2 separate regions of the Homo sapiens genome follow, and region 1 is linked to region 2. The links are chromatin loops, found by intact Hi-C in ENCODE. Cell type or tissue: PC-3. All regions are shown on one strand. Links, peaks and the distances in the headings refer to the core of each region. The heading gives the core; the rest is flanking DNA. Region 1 overlaps IQCJ-SCHIP1 (IQCJ-SCHIP1 readthrough). Region 2 overlaps IQCJ-SCHIP1 (IQCJ-SCHIP1 readthrough).

Evidence for each region. A loop is a pair of places that touch in the nucleus more often than their neighbours do. Peaks named below come from ENCODE experiments on the same cell type or tissue, not always from the same donor. Only the 100,000 strongest peaks of a DNase experiment are listed, where the experiment ranks them.
Region 1: it touches region 2 in a loop (2.7-fold over the local background); 2 of 110 quality-filtered maps call a loop at or near these places.

Annotation. Positions count from the first base shown.
Region 1 is chr3:159,070,327-159,087,194 of GRCh38, reverse strand. The region is part of intron 1 of IQCJ-SCHIP1 (IQCJ-SCHIP1 readthrough); the gene reads right to left. All of the region lies in intron 1 of IQCJ (IQ motif containing J), which reads right to left. Among named protein-coding and RNA genes, the nearest start is that of IQCJ-SCHIP1, 9.4 kb to the right of the region's middle. In PC-3, for the core only: no CTCF peak of the experiment used is centred there; a DNase peak (open chromatin) is centred at 9,164; H3K27ac peaks cover 1,409 bases.
Region 2 is chr3:159,245,656-159,257,147 of GRCh38, reverse strand. IQCJ-SCHIP1 (IQCJ-SCHIP1 readthrough) reads right to left here. Exons shown (of 10, transcript NM_001414413.1): 2 at 11,241-11,305; 3 at 4,341-4,421. IQCJ (IQ motif containing J) reads right to left here. Exons shown (of 4, transcript NM_001042706.3): 2 at 11,241-11,305; 3 at 4,341-4,421. Among named protein-coding and RNA genes, the nearest start is that of SCHIP1, 22 kb to the left of the region's middle. In PC-3, for the core only: CTCF peaks have their summits at 4,169 (motif pointing right) and 5,433 (motif pointing right); DNase peaks (open chromatin) are centred at 3,087, 4,177 and 4,717; H3K4me3 peaks cover 539 bases; H3K27ac peaks cover 1,402 bases.

The DNA.
Region 1 (16,868 bases), core at 5,125-13,124, 180 kb after region 2:
CAAAGACAAAAACCACACGATTATCTCAATAGATGCAGAAAAGGCCTTTGGCAAAATTCAACAACCCTTCATGCTAAAAACTCTCAATACATTAGGTATTGATGGGACATATTTCAAAATAATAAGAGCTATCTATCACAAACCCACAGCCAATATCATACTGAATGGGCAAAACCTGGAAGCATTCCCTGTGAAAACTGGCACAAGACAGGGATGCCCTCTCTCACCACTCCTATTCAACATAGTGTTGGAAGTTTTGGCCAGGGCAATTAGGCAGGAGAAGGAAATAAAGGGTATTCAATTAGGAAAAGAGGAAGTCAAATTGTCCCTGTTTGCAGATGACATGATTGTATATCTAGAAAACCCCATTGTCTCAGCCCAAAATCTCCTTAAGCTGATAAGCAACTTCAGTAAGGTCTCAGGATACAAAATCAATGTACAAAAATCACAAGCATTCTTATACACCAATAACAGACAAACAGACAGCCAAATCATGGGTGAACTCCCATTCACAATTGCTTCAAAGAGAATAAAATACCTAGGAATCCAACTTACAAGGGATGTGAAGGACCTCTTCAAGGAGAACTACAAACCACTGCTCAAGGAAATAAAAGAGGATACAAACAAATGGAAGAATATTCCATGCTCACGGGTAGAAAGAATCAATATCGTGAAAATAGCCATACTGCCCAAGGTAATTTACACATTCAATGCCATCCCCATCAAGCTACCAATGACTTTCTTCAAAGAATTGGAAAAAACTACTTTAAAGTTCATATGGAACCAAAAAAGAGCACGCATCGCCAAGTCAATCCTAAGCCAAAAGAACAAAGCTGGAGGCATCACACTACCTGACTTCAAACTATACTACAAGGCTACAATAACCAAAACAGCATGGTACTGGTACCAAAACAGACATATAGATCAATGGAACAGAACAGAGCCCTCAGAAATAACGACACATATCTACAACTATCTGATCTTTGACAAACCTGAGAAAAACAAGCAATGGGGAAAGGATTCCCTATTTAATAAATGGTGCTGGGAAAACTGGCTAGCCATATGTAGAAAGCTGAAACTGGATCCCTTCTTTACACCTTATACAAAAATCAATTCAAGATGGATTAAAGGCTTAAATGTTAGATCTAAAACCATAAAAACCCTAGAAGAAAACCTAGGCATTACCATTCAGGACATAGGCATGGGCAAGGCTTCATGTCTAAAACACCAAAAGCAATAGCAACAAAAGCCAAAATTGACAAATGGTATCTAATTAAACTAAAGAGCTTCTGCACAGCAAAAGAAACTACCATCAGAGTGAACAGGCAACCTATAAAATGGGAGAAAATTTTCACAACCTACTCATCTGACAAAGGGCTAATATCCAGAATCTACAATGAACTCAAACAAATTTACAAGAAAAAAAAAACAACCCCATCAAAAAGTGGGCGAAGGACATGAACAGACACTTCTCAAAAGAAGACATTTATGCAGCCAAAAAACACATGAAAAAATGCTTATCATCACTGGCCATCAGAGAAATGCAAATCAAAACCACATTGAGATACCATCTCACACCAGTTAGAATGGCAATCATTAAAAAGTCAGGAAACAACAGGTGCTGGAGAGGATGTGGAGAAATAGGAACACTTTTACACTGTTGGTGGGACTGTAAACCAGTTCAACCATTGTGGAAGTCAGTGTGGCGATTCCTCAGGGATCTAGAACTAGAAATACCATTTGACCCAGCCATCCCATTACTGGGTATATACCCAAATGACTATAAATCATGCTGCTTTAAAGACACATGCACATGTATGTTTATTGTGGCATTATTCACAATAGCAAAGACTTGGAACCAACCCAAATGTCCAACAATGATAGACTGGATTAAGAAAATGTGGCACATATACACCATGGAATACTATGCAGCCATAAAAAATGATGAGTTCATGTCCTTTGTAGGGACATGGATGAAATTGGAAACCATCATTCTCAGTAAACTATCGCAAGAACAAAAACCCAAACACTGCATATTCTCACTAATAGGTGGGAATTGAACAATGAGAACACATGGACACAGGAAGGGGAACATCACACTCTGGGGACTGTTGTGGGGTGGGGGGAGAGGGGAGGGATAGCATTGGGAGATATACCTAATGCTAGATGACGAGTTAGTGGGTGCAGCACAGCAGCATGGCACATGTATACATATGTAACTAACCTGCACATTGTACACATATACCCTAAAACTTAAAGTATAATAATAATAAAAAAAAAAGAACTTATGCATTCCCCTTGATAACAAGTAACTAGGATGTGCCTCCAAGACCCGAAAGACAGGACTAGAGTAAATCCCCATCAAGACTCAGGATATAAAACCTGGGTCTTAATGGGGTTACCTCCTCTGTCATTTTCATGAGTTTTTCTAGTTTCTGCCAAAACTTGAAATGATCATATTCCTGTGCTTTTATTCAGTGCTTTTCTTTCATGCTGGAGGGAAGGTAACCTCTGGAGTCACATAGACTAGCTCCTCTGATTACCAGCTGTGTGACCCTGGCAAGTTGCTTAACCCTTCTAGGCTTTGGTTTCCTCATCTGTAAAGTGGATATAATAATAGTAGCTACATCATAGGATTGTTGTGAAGAGTGAATAAGGAACATGTCTACAGGATGCACAATGTCTCACAGTGATAGGTCAATTATGTGAGCTCTTATTATGATTATGGCTTTATTCTCACTCGCTGGGCAAGCTCATCAAAGACTTCCCTATTTTTATGCAAACAACTCCCAGATTTACCAATATCTTCAAATTAGTCTTCCATTCTTCCACTCTAAAACTGTCCTAAGAACATGCTACTAGACTTCTAGCTTCTCAAACTCAACATTTCCAAACCGAATTTATCTTCTTTTAGTACACTCATTTTTCTCCCTATTTTTTTTTTTACTTATTTTTAGATAATTGTAGATTCATACAATTTTTGTTGTAGGAAATAATAGAGAAAAATCTTGTATACTCTTTCTCTAGTTTCCCCCAATGATGACATCTTACATAAATATAGTATAATATCACAACCAGAAAATTGATATTGATACAATCCACCAAGCTTAATCAAGTTTCACCAGTTTTACACGCACTGTATATGTGTGCGTGTGGTTTTAGTTCTATATAATTTTATCACATATATGGGTTCATGTAACGACTACCACAGTCCATATACAGAACAGTTCCATCACAAGGATCCCTCCTTTTACCCTTTTACGGCCCACCCGCCTCCTTCCCTCTTCTTTTCCCAACTTGTGGCAACAATGAATCTGTTCCCCATCTATATAATTTTGTCACTCCAAGAATGTTATATGAATGGAATCATACAATATATAATTTTTTGATACTGTTTTTCTTCACTCAGTGGAGAATACCACAGAATGATATTCCAGTTTATGACACACCACAGTTTGACTAACCAGTCACACATTAAAGTATACTGGAGTTGTTTCCAGTTTGGAGCTATTAAGACTAAAGCTGCTATGTACATTTGTGTACAGTTGTTTATGTGAATACAGTTTTCATTTTTGTGAGATAAATGTCCAACAGTGCAATTATACTGTTGCATGGTAAGCACATTTTAGTTCTGTAAGAAATTGCCATATTTTACTCTAGAGTGGTTGTACCACATTATATTCTCACCAGTGTCTGAGTGGTCCAGTTTTTCTGCATCCTCATCAGCATTTGATGTTATCACTACTTTTAATTTTAGCCATTCTGATTTGATACATAGTGATATCCCACTGTCATTTTAATTTGCACTTCACCAATGGCTAATGATGTTGGACATCCTTTCATGTGCTTATCTGCCATCTATATATCCTCTTCAAGTGAAATGTATGTATATGTATTTTGTCCAATTTCCAAAAGGATTATTTGGGTTATTTATGGTTGAAAGAGTTCATTGTATATATTCTAGATACAATTCCTTTGTTAGATATGCCATTTGCAAATATTGTCCCCCAGGCTATAGCTTGTCTTTTTCTTTCTGTTGACAAGGTCTTTCACAGAACAAAAGTTTTTAATGTTGATAATGTCCAATTTGACAGTTTTCTTCTTTTATGAATAGTGCTTTTGGTGACAAGTTTAAGAAGGCTTTACCTCATCCGAGGTTTCAAAATTTTTCTATTTTTGTCTACACTTTTTATAGTTTTCCATTTTACATTCAAGTCTGTGGTCCATTATGAGGTAATTTTTGTATAAGGCATGTGGTCGAGGTTCGTGTTCTTGCTGAAGGATATCAGATTTCTCTCACATTTTGAACAATGACATTGCTATTCACAGAGGGGTTATAGAGCCTGTGGGTCTCCCTCTTCCTTTTCATGTCCTCCCCCATCTAATCTGGTTGTCTCTATCTGTCCCAGAATCATTTTCTTAAAGCCACATCTCATCATGTCACTCTCCTGCATAAACAACTTAGATGGGTATTGACTCATGATGACAGACCTCTAGCCCTTTAGCTGGGCATACACCATTTAGACAACCCAACCACAGCTTCCCTTTCCTTAACCTCCACATATTTGCACAGTGCTTCAGCCACACAGGACACACAAAGGTCTTTCAGAGATGCTTTGCAGATGCCATTTTTCCCCACTACAAAGCCATTTTTTTTTTCCTGGGCCTCTCGCCTCAACACTAGCTGGAAGGTCACCTTTTTCACATATCTTTCCCCTAAAACACTTGCTCCCCTAACTTCCCAGGAAGAATTGCATCCTCATCCAAATTCCCATGAAACTCTCCTTATGCTTCTTTACTGCCTCTGTTTTTTCATCTGTAAAATAGGGCTAACAAAAAAAAAAAACTTATAGAGTTGTTTGGGAACTAAATGAGTTAATACCTGTAAAGCAAATAGAAGCACAATCTAGGCCATAATCAGTGCTCAATACATTTGTTATTGATGTTATAATTTTCATATATCTTTGTTGTATCTTATGTAATAGTTTATTATAGATACTTTTTCTAAGTTGGTTATTTATTCTTCTTCTCTACCAGGTTGTGTAAGATTTTCTATAGCTCCTCTTACTTTCCCACAATGTTAGTACATCATAGATTTTGATGAACATTTGAACTAAATTGGCTGTTCAAATTTAATAAGCCAATACAATGAAAAAAATAACTGACCTTTCCCCTTGAATCAACAAGTTGTTTTACTGAACTAATTATTTTGGCAGTTAATGGACATCCCTCCACTTCAATTTTTGTTTTGTTTGAATACAAGCATGAGGGTTAAATGAATTGCTGAAATACAAGATGATCAGATTATTTATTAATGACAGAAAAGTATGTTTATTCTACTTAAGTCTCTCCAATAAGACAATACTCTTTTTTGTTTAAGGGCAAAAATTACACTAACTCTAATAGACAGGGAATATTGGGTTCTTCTTCATTTTGCATTAAAATCATACTTTCCCCACATTCTTGGAAAAAGTCGTATTCGGAAGGACTGTGAAGAAGAGTTAGAATAGATGAACATTTGGGTAAAGAAGAAGAATATAAATTATATTGGAGAAGGTGATGGAAATGGGAAGGATTTGGTCAACCACACTGAAAAAATGATGTGCTCATTTGTAGTTGGTAGCTATATAAAAATAAAACCATCTAGAAAAGCAACAGTATACTTTTATACCACTGAAGAATCCCAGAATATATACACAATTAACTACAAAAAGAAATCTCAAAATCTCTCGAATGCTGTATTGGCAGTATTTTTGGTGGTTCCTCCTGCCACAAAGCCTGGCTCTGATATCAGCATTCACCCTCCCCAACCTCAGGTGAATCTTGGCCTAAGTCATTCCCAATGCCAATGTTTGGTTTAGGAAGGGGCCTATGGCACAGTCCTGGGCAATGAGGCGCCAGAGAGAGTCTACTGGGAAGTTTGTCTTGCTCTTACAAAAGAAAACGGATGTGTGAGGAGGAGCCATTTCATTTTCCTGTCTCTGTATTCATGAAGATGTTGCACTCAGAGCTTCTGAAGTCATCACACAATAAAAGACACCTACAAGACAGCACTGAGAATGGCAGAGCAGCAAGATGGGGGACTTGAGTCCATGATGAAATCACTGAGCCTCTGAAAAAAGGCAGGAGTCTCTCTGTCTCAGGATATCTTGTTACCTAAGACAATAAACTCTTTATTGTCTGGCCAGTTTAGCAGATTTTCTGTTTCTGGCCTACAAAAGTTTCTAAACAGACTCAGCATTCTGAGTGCTCTAAGTAAACCTGACATACTGATTTTAAGAGGAAACCTGCAGTTTAGTTGGCTAAATACTTACAATCACTATTCTAGAGGAGAGACAGTCAGACTTCTACAACCAGTGAGAAGGAACAGTATAAAGAACACAGACTCCCGAAGCAGGGAGCCCAGGTTCAAATCTCACCTTTGCAGCTCACTAGCTGTGTGGCCTTAGGCAAGATACTTTATTTGACTGAATTTCTGTTCTTTCACTGTAAAATGCCTACGGCAATACCTACCTCATAAGTTGGTAGGGTATATTAAATCCAATAATGTAATAATAAACGGCCTGTCAAATAGCAACCCAAATAAATGTTAGTTTCTCTTCCCCTAATTAATCCTTTGCCAAGATGAAACACTAACGCGGTTTATTAGACCAATTATTCAGATGCCTTCTTTCCAGCAGGAATTACTCTGACAGCGGGGCTGGTGTCATCAAGAGTAATTTCTGCTGAAAAGGTTCCAATCTTCATGTTTCTACTGTGAAGCCTAGTGTGGTGGAGAAGGGATCAGGCAGGGTTACTTCCAACCATAGAGAAAATTGATGTGATGATAACCACAGTGGAAGAGTTTATACGCCCCTGACTGTTTTATTCTCACACCTTAAAAAGGGTATGTGGGTGGAATTAATGGGTTCCAGGGAAGTGTGCTCATAGTAACTTTTCCTCCAAATTATTTCTACATTTTCCATTATATTCCACCAAAAGCAAAGTTTATTCTACTGATCATGATTACCAAGCTCCTAAATAGAATTAATTAACATACTGTCTTAAGATATATTGTGTTTGGATTATAAAAACAAAAGTAGGAGTTGGTGTCAGCAAGAAATCTTCTTTATTTCTGGTGCAGCAATACAGTCTATTGTAAAGGTATTCAACTTTTGCAATAAATAAATGGAAGTCATGTTTACCTAAATAGTCATTAATCATATGCTTGTACTAATAATGAGGGTAAAATTGGCAAATTTAACTGGAAGACAATTTGACATCAAAACCCTTTAAAATGCATTTACTCTTTGACCTAAAAATTCCACTTTTAGGAATTTATTTTTTATAAAAAAATAAAGATTTGTGCAATAATTTTTCAAGAATTTTTCTTGCAGGAAGAAAACAACCTAAGCATTTAAGATCCAAAGATTAAATTATGGAATGTCTACCCGATCAAATACTAAGCAACCATTGAAAATGAAATCATAGGAAAAAATGTATTGACATGGAAAGATGTACATGATATATTCCTAGATTTTGAGAGGTCATAAACTGTGCATTCAGTGCTTTAGAGTTTTCGTTAAAACATATTTATTTTTTAAAGTTTCAATGGCTATATACCAAAATGAATATGAAATGCTTCTAAGGATTTTTATTTTCTTTCATCTTGATTCTGTATATTTTTTTCAGTAAGTATAAACTGTGTAATAAAGAAAAATAATTTTTAAAAACTCAGATGAGAAATTAGTAAAATACTTTTAAGCTAAATAGCTAGCAAATAGACCTTTCATTGCTTATTATCTAGATTCTGAACTCTGGCTTCTCAGATTTCAGCCAAAATCTGATTTTTAAAGTTGAATTTTAGGAGGCTAAAGACCAACTCCCCAGAGCAAGAAGATCATCAGGTTGCCCTTTTAGGGGAGGTGACTGCTCCCTCGTCTTACTGTTGATCATAAACTGGAAAGGTGGTGAACTCTGTTTTAAACTGGGGGTATTCTCTTCAGTCAGAAATGCCCAAGCCCCCACAATGACATGCAGGGAAGTTTAAAGTAGCTTTCCTGCCCATGCTTAGTTGGTTCTTTGTGTTTCCAGGGAAGAATCCTTCAAAACAGAAGAAGCTGATTGGCACCCACTCTGGAATGCAGCTCCTGGCTGTCACCTCCAAGTAGACAAAAGTTCTGGCCTCTATCAGAACCCTGCCTGCCACAATGACCTGGACCCTGATTTAGTTATCATATTATTAATAATTATTATTGCCATGGGTGTTTATTGACCCTCTGCTATCTACCATGCACTTTGCCAAGCACTTTTCACACATTATTTCATTTAAAATCTTAACAGCAGCCATGGAAGGTTAAAGCTATCATTATCCTCATTTTATAGATGAGGAAACAGTTTGCCCAAGATTATATGGCTAGTAAGGACTAGAGGCAAAATGAGAAACTAGATCTACCTGGATTTTATTAGAGGTTCCTTAACCAATTAAATTAGGATGTTTATAATTCACTTTGGGGAGAAAGTTCAATTTGCCATTCCTGGGTCTTTCTAGACCAGAGTTAAAAGTAATTCCAAGAAAATACTAAACCACTTCACATTTCACAACCATAGGAGTGATTCTTCTGTATAGCCATGCCCTTGACTGCTGGTGGCAAAAAAAAAAAGGCGGGGGGCGGGTGGGCCAAGACACAGCCAAGAGTCCTTCTGTGTTCAGCTCCATGCTGACTTGCTTGTCACTTAACTTTTCCAAACCTCAGATCCCTATGTAGAAAATGAACTTTATTCTTGTCCTAAATACCTTGTTTGTGAGTATCAAATAAGACAATGTGTGTATAGGTACTTTTGAAAGTACAAAGGGCAAGGAACCTTGATTACTCCTCATGCAAATTACTTCCACCCTCAAAACCCAAAAGCAATGTAACTTTTATATAGCATTTTGCAAAAGACCGAGTGAGGGGTTTTAGAAATACAGACAAACCTTAATGTAAAAAAGTCCCCTGTGTAATATTTCCCCATGTTTAGCATTAATAAGTCCTGAGGAAAAGTCATTGACTCAATGCTCCTTGCCCCCATCTAATGCTTTTGATTTAATGTTTCCTCTCTAAGTGCATGAATTTTTGAAATGCAGGAAATTTTGCCACAGGACTTAAGAGTCTCCTGTGACTTGATGTTAAGGTATTTCCTTAGTCATTTTGGTCTGTGCTCCCTGGGAGCAAATTAGAGCTTTGGCCGTGAGTTGATACACGTCCTGTTTTAACTAAAGATGATAGTTGGCTCAATTACTCAAAAATATTACATCAAGGCTTAGGATTACATTTGCAAGAAGGACTAATTTTTTAAAAAAACTAATATATGGCAGTAAAGGGAACAAAGGAATTTTTTATTGACTATTTTTAAAAATAACTTTTTTTAAGTTGTAAAAGCAATATATGCCCATGTTTTAAAATTCAAAGAGGGTACATAAAGTGAAATGGAAAAGTACTCACTCCACATACATTCTACTTTCAATGGTAAACACCAGTTTCTCATACATGCTTTGAGAATTTTACTATGACTATACAAGCAAATGGATGTAAATATATAACTATTTTTAACACAGTATCATTCATGCTATAGACTGCCCCCAAAATGCTTTTTTCCTAAAAGTATGTTTGTATACTTTTTAATATTCTCATGTATTGCTCAGTTTTAAGCTCTCTCCTCTGCAGTATTCCATTGCATGGATATAACATAAATTATTTCAATATTTTTCTCTGGCTGAATACTTAGTTGTTTATGGATTTTTAATAACACAAACAATGCTGCAACCAAAACTTCACCACATGTCTTTGCTCAGTTATGTGAGCTCACCTGTAGAAAAATTCTTATAAGTAAAATTGATAGGTCAAAAGGGAGGTGCTAATCAAGTGTTGATAGATTTTTTAAATGCAAATTACCATCTAAAGCTGGTTGTACTAATTTGCTTTTCCCCCACACTTACTATTGAGAGCCCCGCCTTTGCCAACAATGGGTATAGATGATATGAGAACCTATTAAACTAAGATGGATACTATCAATTTTCAGCAGACACTGGATTAAAACAAGTATTGTTTTAGGTCTTAGATAACAAGAAACTGGAAATGCCTGCCCCTAAATGTACTGTGAATCTCCAGGCCTTGAGCTCTGAGAAGAAATCACGTTGAAGTGAAATAAATCTCAAAAGAGGGGCTTAACACTCATGGAGTGTCTATTGCATGCCAGGCACTGTTCTAAGTACTTTATATACCTTAAGTCTCCTATAATTCCCAACCACCCTATTAAAAAGGTGCTTTAGTCATTTCCATTTTATAGACAAAAAAACTAAGGCACAGAGAAGTTAATTCCCCAAGGTCACTCGGCTGATAAATGATAATGCTCAGATTTGAGCCTAGGAAGTTTGGGTCCAGGGTCAGGTGCTTTTATCCACTTATGCATTCTGTCTCTGTGCTCCTAATGATATGCTAAACACATTTATTGAATACCTACCCTATGCCAGGACTGACACATGCACCATCTTATCCTCACAGCAATACTAAGAAGTATTATTCCTGTTCCAGAGATATTAAAGTGGCTTTCCAAAGTGACAGCAAGGGGATGTGCACTGGGGCATGTCTGATTCCAAAGCCTGTATTTATTCCACTACACCATGCTTCTTTTTAGGAACTAGTTGTCATAATATTCATTTTACAGATAAGAAAATCAAGACTTCAGAATGAGACATATAAGGGGTTTTAAATGGGGTCATCCTTGCTAACAAACAGAACCTACCAGGGAGCTCCATCACATCTAGTTCTTCCTTCATCAGACTGCTATATAGTTGGAATATTCATGTATATTTAATTACATATACATGGTCATAGAGTAGCATATAGTGGCAATTTGCTATTTCCCATAAAGTATGAGCTCAAATTGTCCAGTGTGGACTAAAATTGAAGGCAGAATTAAAGTCTCCCAATTCAAGTATCAACAAAGCCCATTTTAAAAGAGTGATATAGTTAGGTGAGGATGAGCAGATGGACTCCCACACTGCAGAGACATACATCACTAGAATATGGTAGCAACATATTTTTAAGCTCAGTGAGAAATTCATTATCAGTCCATCAAAAAAATAGGTTTGGTGCTGGTTCCTGAATTTACAACTGTATTTCCTTACAGTATACAGGAAAGTTTGAGAGCCCAGGAAAGGTAAGAAGAGCGGCCCAAGGATGGAGAGCTTCAGAGAAGAGCCTTCTGGGTGGGCAAACCCTACCAGCCAATCACTGCTTCTGCTCACACCCTCCATGCCCAGCTCAATGTCTAAGAGCTCAGGCCCTGGGTCCAAATCCACTCTGCTACTTGACCACTGTGTTACCTTCAACAGGTTATCAAGCCTCTCTAGCAGTTTTCCTCATCTGTAAGATAGGCAGTAACCAACAGTGCCTGCCTCATTCATCTGCCATGAAGATTAAACATCGTCCATACAGATCGCTTCCCTAAAGTTTTGAGTTAGAGCACAGAATTACAAATGTCTACATACACAGACCCCTCCCTTTTATGTTTCAGTATCTTATTCATTTTTTTTAATGAAATCAGGAAAACACATTGTCCTATGTCTAAGTCTGAGACAAAAAAGGGAATTTATACTCATTGGCTTACGATAGCTCTATGCTCTGGAGGTCAGAGTGTGCAAATCCTGTATTTCTATGTCTGGCAGCCCTAGTGAGGAATGAGGCATTAGATCTCTGTTATCACTGTCACAAAACAAACAATATGTTACCAGCTTATCTTTTGATTGTCACAGCTTGTTAGGCACAAGTCAATGTAGGCAGTTATTCAGTCAGATTTGGAGGTTAATTTGATTATCTCTTAAAAAAATTTTTTTTGTACACCATGGATACTAATGTAATATTCCTACAAGGGTTTTCCTGCACTCTACAGTAAAACAAGTCAGCCTGGAAGAATATGCAAATGTGACTGTTATGTTGTTCAGTTTTCAGGGCAATTAAATACTTGCTTTGAGCTTCTCATATTGCATTGCAAATTCCTATAAAACTTACTATTCATTTCTGTACCTAAAGCTTATTTAGCGTCAAGTCTTTGCCATTATTTCCATTTTATTGAAAATTGAGTTTTTAATTATGTGTCACAATCATGTATAATGTGAATCTTTATTTGCAAAGTCTTTTTTGGTTCATGTTAAATCAATTACCTTTGTCCCTTTGTTAGTTGGGCAGTGGGAGGCAGCAGTTTCAGATTTCCTCTATGAGAAGATGTCTGCAACTCATGATAACAGTGTTGGCTCCTCTATCTACCCCAGGAACAAAGAACTTTAATTAGATAGGCCAGTCTTGTCAGCCTCTGCTGGGCAGGATCAGGTCTGTATGAAGCCAAACAACTTCTTAAAAAATAAAATATAATAATAATTCGTTACTCAAACTGGCTGTAAGAAATTGTGTGGATCCCAAAAAGGTGTTTCTACAGTTGAAATTTAGAAAAAAGAACCTAAATTTTGTTAGAATTGTTGGTGTCTGTAAACATAACTTTTGTCTTTGATGCCTTAATCTTTTGTTTAAAGGATTATCGTGAAAATCTCTAAATGACAGTAAATTGAAAATCAGGCAAAATTTGAGGAGTTGAACGAGCAGTGCCTGAGATGAAAGAAAAATGAAAGATTTGTGTAATATTCATTTGGGGAAATAAATGAGATGGTTCATCTGCAGACACCTGTTAGACCCTTGTCATCTTTCCTCAACAAGATCTTCCTCCTGTCCATTTCTGGTTCTTATACATAAGTCTCCCATCACTCAATTCAAATGTTTAAGTCCCTTTTGAGTACTATCTTCCCCTCACGTCTTCTTTTAATAAGACTTAAAATCCTATTTATCCTTACTTCATATTTTTCATGTCTTTTTTATTTTTTACATTCCTAACTCAAGACCTCATTTCTTCTCACCTGGAATAGCAACACAGCCTTCTTACTGGTCTCCCTGACTCCTGATTGCTCTCCATTCAGTGGAGCCTCCACATCACAGCCTCATTCACCTTCACGCAAGCCTATTTTGATCATGTTACTTCTCTGATCAGATCCCTTCAAAAGAAAAGTTAAACTCCATGACCGCAGTTCTTCGGCCAGCTCCAATTTACTTTTGCAGGTATATCTTCCATTAATTTCCATATATTCTCCAAATTTCAGTGAAACTACCCCCATTCCTTCTAATCACCTCCAAATCATCTGATTCTGCTTCCTCCATATGGGAAATCTTAACTCTACAAATTCCGACACAACCTTCAACCCCAGAATTAAATATGACCTATTCTATATTTAAAAATAAACAATTCTAATGTTCCTTACATATAAGCATTGAAATTGCTTCAGCCCTCAGTCGAGATTGTCCATGCAGTCAGATCACACAGGGTCTTTACATGCCACAGAAAGAACCTTGGAATTCATTCTTTAGGCTACAGGGAACCAATGAAGAGTATTATGCATTGGAATTATAAATCAGAGTGGTATTTAACATAGATGATGCTGTGGCAGTGGAGAGACTGAATTGGATGGGAGCAAAGAGACTAGTGGGAGGATGCACTGAGCAGTTCTTGGATTTTCCTGAGAGATAAGACTGAAAGAGTACATTTGGAGGGACTATGATGAGATCAATTCTAAGTGTGTTGAATGGGAGGTTCTGGGGACTGGGTGAGACAGGCAAAATGCCTGAGAGTGCAAAACTTAAGGAGACACTTACTCTGAGGTGCCCACTCAGCACTTGAATGACCCAAAGCATAGGTACTTCCTTAAATTCTTCACCCTAGGCACCTAGCTCACCTTACCGCTAAGTTCCTATGATACATTTTGTAGAGATATCACCTTGGCAGCCAGGGAGGTACACTGCTCAGATCTTCCTTCAAGAAAGAACTTGCTATTCAGCTGCAAGAAGTGCAGTTAGCTGACAACATCCAGCTACAGGACTTTCAGGATCTTCCTCAACTTTTAAGCCACAGCCATGCTCTTTCGGGGAGCCCCCAGCCAGTGATTGAGCATAGCAGGGGTACTAGGCCTGGTCATTTCTGCCCACTGTGAGACTCCTTTAATGGGCAATCTTCCCTCCAGAGGTTGCCATTGGGTTGGGTGAGATTTTGTCATATCTGCATTGTGTGGTCAGAAGGCTCTCCCTGCCCAATTTTGCTTCCTTCCCCATTTGTCTTTACTCTCAAATAAACCACTTGCACTACTAATTCTGTCTCAGAATCTCTTCCCAGAGAACCTAAATGACACACCCAGTGAACAACTAGCCATACCAGTCTGGACCTGGAACTAGAGATGAAATAAGCTAACTGTGATTTTTTTGTATAGTGGCTAGAAGGCTGGGCTCTAGAATCTGGGTTCAAATCCCACTCCTCCATTTCTGACCTTATACAAACTCAGACAAGTTAATTAAACTTCTCGGTACCTCAGTTTCTTCACCAGTAGAATGTGGATATTAATAGTCAATGAGGACTATATAAGATAGTGCATTTAAAGTATTTAGTGCAGTGCCTGGCCCATAGCTGGCCCATAGTAAATACTCAATAAATATGAATTAAAATTATTATGTAGATTTTAAAATGCATTTACAGAGGTTGTTTGGCATAACAAAATAGGAGAAATGTTTACTTAATCAAATAATTTTCCACAGACTCTAATAAGGTTAGTGAATATTAATTTTGAAAAATTTAAAGCCCAACTCTGTAATTTTTTTTAAATTTGATTTCCTCTTACTTCCAATACGGCTCCTCTCTCCATACAATGCCATCACCTTCTTGTCTCCTCCCGTGATTTACTTCTCCTTTCTTTTCCATCCACTCCAAATTCTCCTATTACTCTCCTTTTTATCAATTTTTGCTAATAACCTCCTCCCCCGCTTGGTTGAGAACTCATCTTCTCCAGAGAGTCTTTCTTGACCAGCATGCCCTCCCCACCCTAACTGTGATTGTTCTTCTCTATTGGAAAATGCTCCCAAGGATTTTGTCCTTTTGAAACTAAGTAGTACAAAAAACAAAAAATCCAATGCAATTCTCAAACCATATTGAAGGTGTCTTGCCTCCATAAATAATGGTTAATAATGAAATAGCAGGAATGGTATCTTTAAACAGGAGCTTCCCTCCTTGACACCTCCTTTTGTCCCAAAGCTAGAAGCCAGCTTGGCAATGTGATGCTTAATAAATGCTTACTTAAAGGATGAATATTTTCAGCTATGGATGCATGGTCAGCCTACAAATTATATTTTTTATGTCTTCATTCTATATGTGAGCCTTAAAAATAAAATGTTTGTTAAGACAGTCCTGGTCACATAATAGGGAAACTATTGTATGAGGGGAAGTAAGTGTTTTACAATCATTTTAGGTATTTTGGGGTAATATAAATTTGTTTCATAAAATAAAGGCCTGGTCTACAATATGTCTAAAGCCAGTAGGAGGTCATACTTAGAGACAGATGGCAAATGCAGCATTCTTTCCTCTCACTTTTTAGTACATATGATATTCACTACAAAATGGCACTGAATGTTTTTCTTTTACCACACAGTACTACATAAGCTCTGAAAAACAAAACCTCTTTTTACACCTATGAAACCTCAAACAAAATAATTGACTTCAAAAGTAAAGTGAGGGTATTTTGTAATGTGATTGAAGGCAAGGAATATTTTTACATAGATTAATATTTCTATATATGTATTTATGCATATATAGCACGTGAAAAAAGGTGCTAGTAAATCTTTAGCCATCCTATTCATTCAATTTAAAACCTTCATTAAGATATTTACATTCAAGGCAAGATTCCTACATTGAATAAGACACAATCTTAGGTTCATTTACAACATTGGAAATGAATAGGACCTAAAATAGAAATCAGTTACACACAGAACAATATATGAGTATAACATTAATAGCCTACACAGATTTTTAATGGCTCCTAATATAATATGCTGTTTTAAGGGGCCATTTCTACATACTGAAATGCATTTTTACTGTACTATTATACTTTAATTATAAATTGAACATGGTTGATAAAATCAGCATTTAGAGTTATGTAAATTTTTAAAAATATACATAATCCTCTATAAGTACACAGCTCTATATGTGATAAAATATTAGATCTTGGATGCTAAAAAGTAAGAGTAGCTTTCACACTGACCTTAATAATATTCATTTTTATTGTTACAACTCAGTCAACTATTTTACTGAAGTTTACAATTGTCCACAATGCGAAGTAAATCCAATGCAATTGTTGCTTTTATAATCATTATCATGAAGCAAAAATAATAGCCAATATAAAATAATTAACCTATTTACTACATCATCTTAAATATATTAAGAAACTACAAGATGGCATTAATACTATCCTAATCTGCTCCACTTAACAAGCTAATATTTAAGATGCTTCCATTTTCAAGTATCACTACCCAACGTACATTTAAAAAACCTACTTGTGAAAAACTATTTTAATTTCTTAGAAAACTACTAGTTCAAAGAAAACCTACTTTGTGAATGCTATTTGACTTGCTACCTCATTTTCTCTTCTTTACAAAAATTAGTTAATATTGATCTCAAAAAGAGCATAATGCAAAGTGAAAGAATTATTATAATCTGAAGACCAGAAAACAAGTTTCTATTACAAAAGTAAGCAATACTCAAGATCAGTTATTTTTAAGCATATAGCACATTGTAGTCATAATTAGCTCACCACCAGTTAGAAATATACATACACATTTTTCAAAATAAGTCTTTTAAATATAGTGTTGCAAGTATCTTTCTAGCTTAAGAATTTGAAATAGCAATTAAGTATGAACCTTAAATAATTCATCTTTATAACTAGAAGAGCAAGTCCCAAGGATGTAAATCTCACCCAATGAGACAAG
Region 2 (11,492 bases), core at 1-8,000:
AGTAGGTGATTAACAAATGTAATTCTTCTAACATTGCATCCCAGAAATAGCTCAAAGAAGAAAAAGTTTTATCTCATGATAAAGTATGCTTAGAGTCATAGAGGTTCTTGCCTAGTTTACCTCTCATGAGCTGTAGCTTTAGACAAAATACTAAACACACTGGCCTCCCTCTTTCTTATCCATAAAATAGGAGTAAGAATAACTTCTTTGTAACCCCTGCAAGAAGTCAAGGATAATGTATGTAAATTACTTAGCCCAAACTTGACAAATAGAGCTCCTAGATAAACTATTATAATTACTTAAGGAAAGGACATATCAAACATTTTCAAATACTTTGAAGTCACCTGTGCAAATCATCTAAGGATCCCTCCTGGCAATATTTTATTAGCCCAAGTGGACATAAAAATATGTTTGAAAAAGGTATGTTTGCATGGAAAAAATACAGTAGACTAAATGTCTAGTCTTGAATTTTCTCATTGAAAGCTGACTACAATTTAATAAGACATGTTAGCATTCTCGTTTTACAGAGGAGTGCAACTGAGGCCCAGAGAGGCCACTGGTGTTCCCAAGGTCACACAGCAGGTAAAAAGCAGAGCTGGGATTTGAACCTAAGTTACTCAAAGTCTGTGCTCTCAACCACTCTTCTCTCATATCTTCTTTTAATTAAATTTTTGACTAAAGTAGAAATGTATTACTCTCAAATGCAATTTAATAAGGGTTTACTAAACATCTTTAAAGTTCTTTTGGGAATGCTATCTCTCTCTGTCTCTCTGTCTTTCTCTCTCTCTCTCTGCCCCTCTCTCTCCTTTATAGAACCTAAATGTTGTTTCATTACAAAATCAAATATAATAATAAAAATCAGGAGAGGGATTGAGCATATTTATTGAGCTGACTTTCAAAAAAGCAATTTGTATTCAATACATCTCTATGTTGTTCCATCACAAAGTAAATACATTGTTAAAAATGTATGGAAGGGGATTGGGGGATCGCACATAGCTAATGAACAACTTTTACATGAGGGTTTGTATTAGGAAGATCTGTTTTAGATCTTGCTACAACATGAAAAGAGTGAATTACAAGGTGGAGGGCAGCAGCCTGTTGGGGCTGGGGGAGCCCACCTCTGCCTGTGCTGCGAGGCCTTCTCACTAAGCCTGCATTCCTTTGCTGTGCACCTTCATCCCCCAAAGCTTGTTCCAGCCTTAAGGCTCTTAGGAACACATTCATCTTTAGCCTTAGAGTTGCTCAGAGAGCCTTCCTTTTGGTGCTTTCACTATTACTTTTACTTTCACAAATTTTCTGATTTGAGAGGCTTGCCTTTGTTTAATCTTCAGAGAACTTGCCTTTTACCTCCCCCAAATGCCTTTTCATTAATAGCCATACGATCTTGATTGCTTTTGCCCTTTTGATGCACTCTTTTGATCCTCTGGTCTAATACTCAAAATTACCTCTTAACAGTTGCATTCATGAACCAGGTAATGGACCCTTTGTGACACTCCCTTCAACTTTGATACAGGCACCCTCCCCGACACTCACACATTTTTTCACTGAGCCACACTTTCTGACAGGCCTCTGCCTCCTGCCACTGATACTTTGCATTGCCACACGCAGGTTTACACTTTCTTATAAATTCTTTCCTTTTCACGATGTCCTGAGTACGAGGAACCATCTGAGACCCTTTCCTGCTATTCTGACCCCATCCTGGGATTCCCACAGGTAGACAGTGAAGGCAGTCCACACCTGAGAACAGGTCTCATCTTTCCTCTCTTTTACATTCAGAGATTGCCTTGCCACAGCACCTCCATCCCCCTCAGGGCTTGCAGACACTAGACTAGCCAGACACCCTGTATGGGAACTGTTTACTCTTTTCTCATCATGGAGGGGAAAGGAGAGCCTTCAGGAGAGGGGATTTTATGGTGGACTGACCCTCACTTCCCTCCACCCCCAGGAGAAGATAGACTCTCAGTTGGTCCCCACCAAAAGAAGTCAAAAGACCCTAAGAGAAAGCCTGTGATAATACAGGGTGACCGTGGTACCTGGGACAAGGGCACATTTTTTATACCCAATGCTCTTCAGGACTAAAAAAACTTATCTTGGAAAGCAGGAATGAGAATATCCCAAGATTGTCCCTGTTGAAGATGCCACGGTCAGCTGGAGGAAGGCACTGCTTGGTGCATCATGGGGCAAAGCCCCCGCAGAGCAAGGGGCACAAACCCATTGAGGATGTGCAGCCTATACTATTGGGGGGATTACAGGAGACCCAATGGCCCCTTCCCTCAGAGTCCCAAAACATAGGACAGTTGTTAAAGGAAACAACTGCTGAGAGTGAAAGTGTCCGCCATCTATTCATAGGAAACCTGGGGCAGTCTTGGTATTTAGTACATGGGGGTGGGAGAGGTAACACTGATAAAGGAAGGGAGAAGGAGGGAAGGGAGAAGGAAGGAGGAGAGAAGGGGAGATAGAAAGAGGAGAGGGAAAGGAAGGAAGCAGAATACTCAGCTGTAGAAAAGGTCTCATGTATGCAGAGAGGAGATTTTCAACCTGCCATGAGAGTTAAGAATTTAATAACCACATCAGACAAAAGTCACTGAACTAGACTAAACTCTCCAATGGGACTCAAGTTCTATTGTTGGGCAAGATTAAGTTTTCTCTCCTTCCTTTCTCTCCAGTGAGCAGAAATGGGATTCAGAATTATTAGAAGAGATAAAAACCATTCTGTTTGCACCTCATTGAGCTGAGACTCCTCCAACAAATCAACAAATATAAAATCTCAGGCTCTCTGAGCTGGCTGGAATCTGAAGCACAGAGATTTTTTTTCTCTGCCTAGTCCTTCTCCTGGTACCTACCCCACAGCCCCTACATATTGAAGGTGATGGGAACTGAAAAAGACCCAGGAGTTTTTCTAACTTAATTTCAGCATTCACATTAAACACTCTAATTTGTCATACACCAACTTTTCTTTCACCAGCACATTTTCATTTAACAGGACCTTATCTTAATGAGAAAATTCCTAATGATAAAGCAACCTATGTTTGCCAACTAATGTCCTGTGTAGTGAGGCTGACACACTGCTTACACAAAATGATTCGATAGCCTGATTCATTATGTATTTAGTAAGTGTGACACAGAACTTTGTAGCTGGGCACCCCACTGGTTCAGAAGTCTTGTTTGGACTTCATCTTGAGGGGTAGCCTTCTATGCTCATGCAGAGGCAAGCTTTTTACTGGTGACCAAGGTTAACATAGATTTACAGGGGTATGTATTGGTATTTGCTCTTATCCAGCAGGATATTATGTATTTGTGTGATTTCTGTTTTAGTTCCTAAGTCCAGCAACAACTTGGTGTTGTTCAACGTTGTACACACCTCAAGGTGCCCTTCTTTAGGGCGATTTCTTTTCTAAAAGATTCCTCCTTGCACGTTAAAAAACAGATCAGTGATTCTGGCCAAGCTCAGATATGTTAACATTCTCGTTTAAATTCTCATGCTTCTCGGAGTGTTATACTGAGTGTGTGAGTGTGTGTGTGTGTGTGTGTGTGTGTTTGTGAGGGAGAGGGTGGGGAGAGAGATTAAATATACACTCACTGGCATTTCTCATATATGCTTCTGAAGGAAAATCAGAACAGGAAAAGATCTCGGAAAACGGTCATAAATATTTTTGAAATTGCTTCCAAGGTAATTATAACAGGCCCCTTCTCTACTTAAAATGGTTTTAGAAGGTTAATATTTTGTTCTATAATAAAGTCTTTCTCAATTTGGATCTTGTTAGTTTCATTTTGTTAATATTGAGATGTTGTTAGCACTATTTTAAGGTAATAGTCATTTATAATGGGGGAGGAGGCTTACATTTGGGTATCTTAACAGACAATAAGAAGAAAAGGATAAGAAGTGAGAAAAAAAGAAGAGAAGAAACATTTTCCCAAAATAATTGAAAAGAAGCTGAAATAGAAAGAAGAGGATTTTTAAAAGGGTGTGTGTGTGTGTGATACATAGATGGCTTGAGGTGGAAATAACCAAATTGTTCAAAGATAGAATTAACCACCAAGTTACTAAGACGAAAGGCAAAGGAAAATGCTAGTGGAAGTTAAAGGATTGTACTAGACAAGAAATGGAAAAACCAAAAAGTGGTGAAAATAATGGCAAGCAAATAATTCCCTGTACTACCCAGTAGATGGTGCTGTGTACCCAAAGTAGCTGTGTTCCTGCTTAGAAGAGGGAGGAAATAATATGCAGCACATGAATGTAAAATAAAGATGCATAACTGTTGTGCCCGAAAATTCCAGATTTATTCAGGAATTCATAAAACTAGAACTAATTGCTTAATTTATACTTTGAAATAACTTACATTTTCACCTTTGATTCCAAGGGCTGTAGATTGAGGGGATACTTTTCAATATTATTCTCTGCATCCATGGCCAGCTGGTGACTAGAAACAGAAATAATGTCTCAATATCTCCCAATCCAGAAGGTTAACATCTATAGCAATAATACTGCTAATTTATACTTATGTGTAAAATAAGATGTAGATTCAATTTTGTTTATTTTAATTTATTAAAGTTCCTGTTGATGGATGATGGATGAGTAACCATATCATGAAAAAAAAAATGTGGCTTTGACTTTTATTTCTGTTGTCCTTTTGCTGTTCTCAACTAACATTCATAGCTATGGTATGAAAATCATTTCCTTTAAGAGAAAAGAAAAGGAGCATATTGGACAATTTCAGGGGGAGAAAAAACACAAGGATATGGTTATAAATTCCATGATACTGGCCAACTAGTAAGTTGTAGAGAAGACCTTACTCATCCCCAGTAGTACCACTGCCACTGGACCTTTCCTCCTTTCATTTGTAAGCCGTTTCAGGGCTTCCACTGGGAACAAAGCATGGATCTCTGACCTGTAGAAAGGCAGAGGGCTATAGAGAAATGATCACTGCTTTCAGTGAGCTTATAGCACTCTTAGTGCTACAACGATCAAGAAGGGCTTCATGGAGAAGGCAGCTCTTGGGATGAGTTTTGAAGGACGGATAGGAAGTAGGTAAGTTGAGAGTGAAGGGCAACATATGAGGAAGACAATAAAACAAATAGAGGTGAAAACATTCAAAGGATATTTTTAGAAAATAAAGAGAAATTTGGTCGAAGTGGATGAAAAAAATAGGAGAACAAAAGGAAATAGGCTTTGATAAGCAGAAAGCTAATAGTTACTGGTCTCATAATGTGTATAACACACTGTCATAGGCATTTTATGTGCATTATCTTATTTATCACAGTAACTTCCATTAACTAAGTCACTTTCCCCACTGTACAGCTGAAAAATCTGAAGCTTGGAGAGATAATGTTAAATTTACTGTACAGGAGGAACCCCATTAAAACTCACATCTCACTGCTCTCTCCACCAGAAGGCACTGGTTGGAGTATTTTAATATCAGGATTATTAAACTTAATCCCACTGACTGAAGTTTTCATAGGTAATATATTTAACATCCCAATTCAGTACTTGTGCATGTGGTAAGGTAGGGGTGTGTGTGTGTGTGTGCAATAAAAATTTCAAGAAACATTACTCCCCCAACTACATGTGATATACTTTGATTTTTGAATTATATTTGAAACTTTTTTTAAAAGGTCAGTGGTGACCCACCAAATTTATTTAACAAACCATCAATAGATTATGATCTACAGTGTGAAAAGCTTTTCACACTGTAGATCATAATCTATTGCAGCAGGGAGCTCCATGCATTTGGAGCAGGGAAATATGATAAATGGAGGGTTTAAGGATGATTTGTGGTGGGAGTGAGCAAGGAGAGTGACATAAAACTAGTTAGAAAGCTATTCAAATAGTCCAGGTTATGAGGACTAGGAATATGGTGGTAGTAAAGAAAAGGGAAAAAAAGAAAAAAATTGTGCTGGAGAGATCCCTTAGAATCACAAATGTATTTTTTTCTTTTTAGAAAGGAATGTCCTGGCGGTAGGGAAAACATAGGAGAGCACATAAATTCCTACATGACAAGTAGGTGGTGTCAGCACCCCAAGATAGCTTGGGGTTACTCAGCCTGATTGTTGAGGGGCAAGGAAGCACTCTTGTTTACTCTGTGCCATTGGTATTCAGGGTCCATTACTAATTAATTGTTAATCACTCATTCTACACATATATTTAATGTCTCTTGTGTGGCAGGAATGATGCAAAGCATGGAGGATAAAATGGTGAAAACACTAGACATGGTCCCTGTTCCTGTGGTCCCACAATCTAGGAGAACATGAACATTACACAAGTATTTGCAAGTGTGACAGATATTATTAAAGGAGAATCACGGAGGAACCTAATCCTGGGTAGGTGGGCATAGAAAGTGATATGATCTGGCTCTCTCCCCACCCAAATCTCACCTTGGATTGTAATAATCCCCACATGTCAAGGACGAGACCAGGTGGAGATAATCTAATAATTGAATAATGGGGGCAGTTTCCCCCACACTGTTCTCATGATAGTGAGTTCTCACAAGATCTGATGGTTTTATAAGGGGCTTCCCCCAATTGCTGGGCACTCATTCTCTCTCCTGCTGCCCTGTGAAGAGGTGCCTTCTGCCGAGATTGCAAGTTTCCTGAGGCGCCCCCAGCCATGTGGAAATGTGAGTTAATTAAATCTCTTTTCTTTATAAATTGCCCAGTCTCAGGTATTTCTTCATAGCAGTGTGAGAAAGGACTAACACAGAAAGTCTTATTTTTATAATTCTATATATTATATATACAGACTTATGACAAGGATACTTTAAGACTCTTGTTACTTATTAATTACAAATTAAGCAATAAAGTTATATATTGTAGGGCCTGTAGATATGCAACAAAGACAGACCTAATGTTTTCATAAAGAAAATAAAACTTTCATAATATTAACACGTTTGCTAATTTGGGGGTATTATTTATATATCCTCACCAAACTATAAACTACCAATACCTGTTGGTTTAAATCTGATAGCTTTAGTTCATTCCATCAATAATTGTCTGTGGGTAATAAAATGATTACTCCTCAGTACAATGTGTGACTTGCAATCACACATCTCTTACCAGAAACCCAGGCTGATTTAATATTTACAAAAATATGGCAGTCAGCCTAAGGTCTTACTTAAGTTAATAAGTGATTTTCCTAAACAACGGAGTCATAAGTAGCCTTCCAATTAATGGCCTTACCAATTGCTCTTCTCTGTTTATTGGCACATGCCAAGCTTCGCTAAGCTCGTGTGTGTGTGTGTGTGTGTGTGTACACAAATGCACTTGATTGGCTCTGCCAATGGTCTCAGATAGTATGGAGCTGCAGCTTCCCTCCCCTTCACACTAACTGTCTACCACAAAACCCTGTTGAGCATTCAGAATAAATGTAATGTTCCAAGGGGGAATAACCAATCAACTGTTCTGACACCACTATCACTTAACTTATGGTTATTTCAAGTAGCTGAGATGATTTACATCAGCACCTAAGTCAGCTGCAGCTATAACGAAATGCCTAATCTGCTCACTCAAAGTACACCAATTTTTCAATCAAATTTGACAGCATTCAAGGACGTAGTCCTGACCTGAAACAGACCAAAAAAATCTCCAGAATTCCAGGCAAATGGGTATAGTTGTTAGGGCTGGTGGTCACTGCTTGTTTTCTCTCTGTCCTGGACAAGCATGAAAGGAAAGGTTACCCCCATGGGCCCATGTGCTTTGAAGGAAGTATTTAATTCCCATTGCTGGAATTCCTCAATCGGGATTGAAAAAAAATAAGCACACAAAACAAACTGGTCATTTCCAGAAAGTTTTAGCTTTCTCAGTCCTCTGGATAATAAAGCAGAAAGAGTAGGGTGGGGCAGATGGAAACCCACGTATATACCATTAATTTTCAAATATCTTCCTGAGAGAAGACAGTTGAGAAAGATACATGCTGGTGTTAGTGAGAGGTTTAATATAGAATTGTGGTCAGTTAGCAGAACAAAAAAAACTTCATTTCCTACGTTAAGATCAATAATGGGTTGAGCGCAGTGGCTCACGTCTGTAATCCCAGCACTTTGGGAGGCCAAGGCGGGTGGATTACCTGAGGTCAGGAGTTCGAGACCAGCCTGGCTAACACGGTGAAACCCTGTCTCTACTAAAAATACAAAAATTAGCCGGTGTGGTGGCAGGCACCTATAATCCCAGCAACTAAGGAGGCTAAGGCAGGAGAGTTGCTTGAACCCAGGAGGTGGAGGTTGCAGTGAGCCAAGATCACACCACTGCATTCCAGCCTGGGTGACAGAGCAAGACCCCATCTCAAAAAAAAAAAAATCAATAATGAAAAACCAGCATGGCCAGGTTTAATAAATAAATGGGCCAAACATCATACAGAAAGTGTGTCCTTGGAGAATTAAGCTGCATGAGGAGATTATTGAATAAGTGAAATGAGCCTAAAATATATTTTCACTACTGGTTCTCAACCCCAACTCCGTGTTAGAGCTACATGAAGGAAGATGTTAAGAAATACTGATTCCAGGGCCTCATCCCCTGAGAATCTAATTCAATTTTTCTAGAGTGGAGCTTAAGCCAGGGCATTTTTATTAAGCTCCCCAGCTGATTCTAAGTGCAGCCAAGGTGAAAAATAACTGATCTAGACCTAATGTCATTACAACAGTAATCTCTATAAAAGAAAAGTCTTCATTCTACTGTCAGCAAAAAACTCTTTAGTTATTGTTTACATATAGCTATTGACGGTGGTGGTGGAGGGAAATTCTACTATTTTATTCTTATTTATTCATATTAACGAGAGCAGGCATAATAAAAATAAATGAACAGAAACTTCATTTGGTCAAAGGGCTGAAACTTCCTTTCAATCTGATGACATGCCAGATTCTTAGGATCGTGCAGATGGAATGAACCTTTGAGATTGTCTTGCCCAAACCCTTGCCCAGATGGAAAGGAAAGGAGCCAGCATTGAAGGTATCAGGCTATTATGGGCTGTCTCATTTAATGCTCTCAATAAGACTGTCAAGTCAAGACTACTATTCTCATTTTTAAAGATAAGTATAGTGGGGCTCAAGATGGTTAAAAATTTTGTCTGGACTGACAAAGCTAAGAAAGAGTAGAAAGAGGCATCAGACCCAAAGTTTTCAATTTTCCAGGATATTTTTTAACAACATTTCAGATGTATGGTCATTTACACTCTTCTTGGGCACTTCCAGTATCTTATCAGCTACTGGGGCTCAGCACATACTGTAAAGTATGGTGTTTGGCATGCTGAGTTCTTTGAACCGAAGGAGAAAAGGCCTCAGAAGCAAAGTCACTTTCTCTCTGACCTTCTCTTGCCCTTCTGTCCCTGTCCCTCTTTCTTCCATGATGCAAGCCATAAAAACCAGAATTCCTCTTCCACAAGGCAGGTCATAGAAACTAGAACCCTTCTCCCCCAAACAAGCTACAAAAACTAAAAATATTCCTCTAACCTTCCCCTGCTTTTCTGTGTAAAATCTGGTCATAAACAAATTCTCTGACCTACCTAGTCTGACGGAGAGTCCTAAGACCCTCATTCCAGAGGTTCTTGCCCCATGCCCAAGAGGAAGGAATGCTGCACAGAGAGGCCAAGAAGAATCTGAACTGACAGCCTTGCTGGGTTTTCCCATCTCATACAGTAGATCCTTCCTTTTTGTCCAATCACATTTCTACAGGGCTGTCCATTCTTCATCAAAACTAACTATTAAAGTGGAAAATTTCCCTGGTTTTCATTTCTGAAGGATCCCATGTCACATAGAACCCTGAGTAAATAGACCGGCGCGGTGGCTCACACCTGTAATCCCAACACTTTGGGAGGCTGAGTGGGTGGATCACTTGAGGTCAGGAGTTTGAGACCAGCCTGGCAACACGGTGAAGCCCTGACTCTACTAAAAATACAAAAATTAGCCGGGCGTGGTGGCACGTGCCTGTAATCCCAGCTTCTCAGGAGACTGAGGCAGAAGAATCACTTGAACCCGGGAGGCGGAGGTCGCAGTGAGCTGAGATAGTGCCACTGCACTCCAGCCTGGGCAACAGAGTGAGACTCCACCTCAAAAAAATAAAATACAACAAAATAAAGAACTCTGATTAAATAAGCTTGTTGTGCTTTTCTTTTGTTAACCTGTCTTTTGTTACAGGAGTGTTGGCTGTGCTCCTTATAATGAGTGAGGAAAGGTGTGATGCCTTTCTGCCCCTCCACGGCTCACTTCTTAACAAAGTTCATTCTGTTTGGGGGTAGGTTGAACTTTTACAAAAGTTTTTCCTTATCTGAGTCACAATGCTGTTTCTCCATATATCCTACTCATTGACTCTTGTTCTATTTTCTGGAGCACGAAGAGCAACTTAGCCTCTCTTTTATAGGAACATCCTTCAAATGTTTGAGGACAGCTATTACATTTCTTCTGAGACTTCTTTTCTCCAAGCTACACATCCTCAGCTCTTTGTAGTAGTTTCACATGGTTCCAGAACTCTCACAATTTTAATTGACCTCTTCTAATACTCTTGGCAATGTCAATGTGATTCTTAAACGTGGTGTCCAGAGCCAAGCATGACACCCAACCAGCTTGACTAGTCCTGAGTACATTAGGGCTCAGCCAGTGATTGAGAGCAAGGATTCTCGAGGCAACCAAACCCGGGTTTATTTCCCATTCTCACCACTCACTAGCTGAGTATACATGGAGTTGCTGAAACCTCGCTGAGCCTGTTTTTCCTCATCCGTGAAATGGAAATAATAATGCCTATATCAAAAGGCTATAATCAGAATTTGATGAGTCTCTGAGTGTTCAACAGTACAGGGTATATTATAAATATTTACTTTTATCTCTGTTCAATTTCATCTCTTCTTTTTTGCTTTATTTTAGCTCAGTTTTGTCCCATTCTGTAGTGTTAATTTGAATGTTCAGTCTGTTAGTCTTAGTGTTAGCTTTGCACTTTTTACAAATTTTATGCCTGCCTTCTACAAATGTCCCTGATTAAAAGACTAAGACAGGTCAGAGTTAAGTTTCAAGCCCTCAGACATACCACCAGAAACATCTTCCAGGCATCATATTACTCTGTTAAGCAGTAGAGCTTGTTTTTCATTGCTCAACTAGTCATACATTTATCTACCTATATCTCAAATGAGCCACATTTCTGGGCTCTGACCACAATGATAACATAAGAAACTGTCCAATTTACTTACTTATTTTTACCAGAAAGATTTTCTTTTTACTCAAGCTTTCCAACCTTGCAGATGATTTAACTTAATACTTTTTACTTACTTTTCAAATGAATATTTTCCATCATTAACTTGTTCTAGAGGATTCTGCAATCTTTTCAGTTCTTCCTGTGAAAAAGAGAAGATATATCTTACAAATTGTCACCAGCTACTTCCGAGCAATGCTATTCAAGCATAACTGTTAGCAAAATTGATACAACACAACATTAAGAGTTCTGGACTGCACTTTGGGAGGCCGAGGCGGGTGGATCACGAGGTCAGGAGATCGAGACCATCCTGGCTAACACGGTGAAAC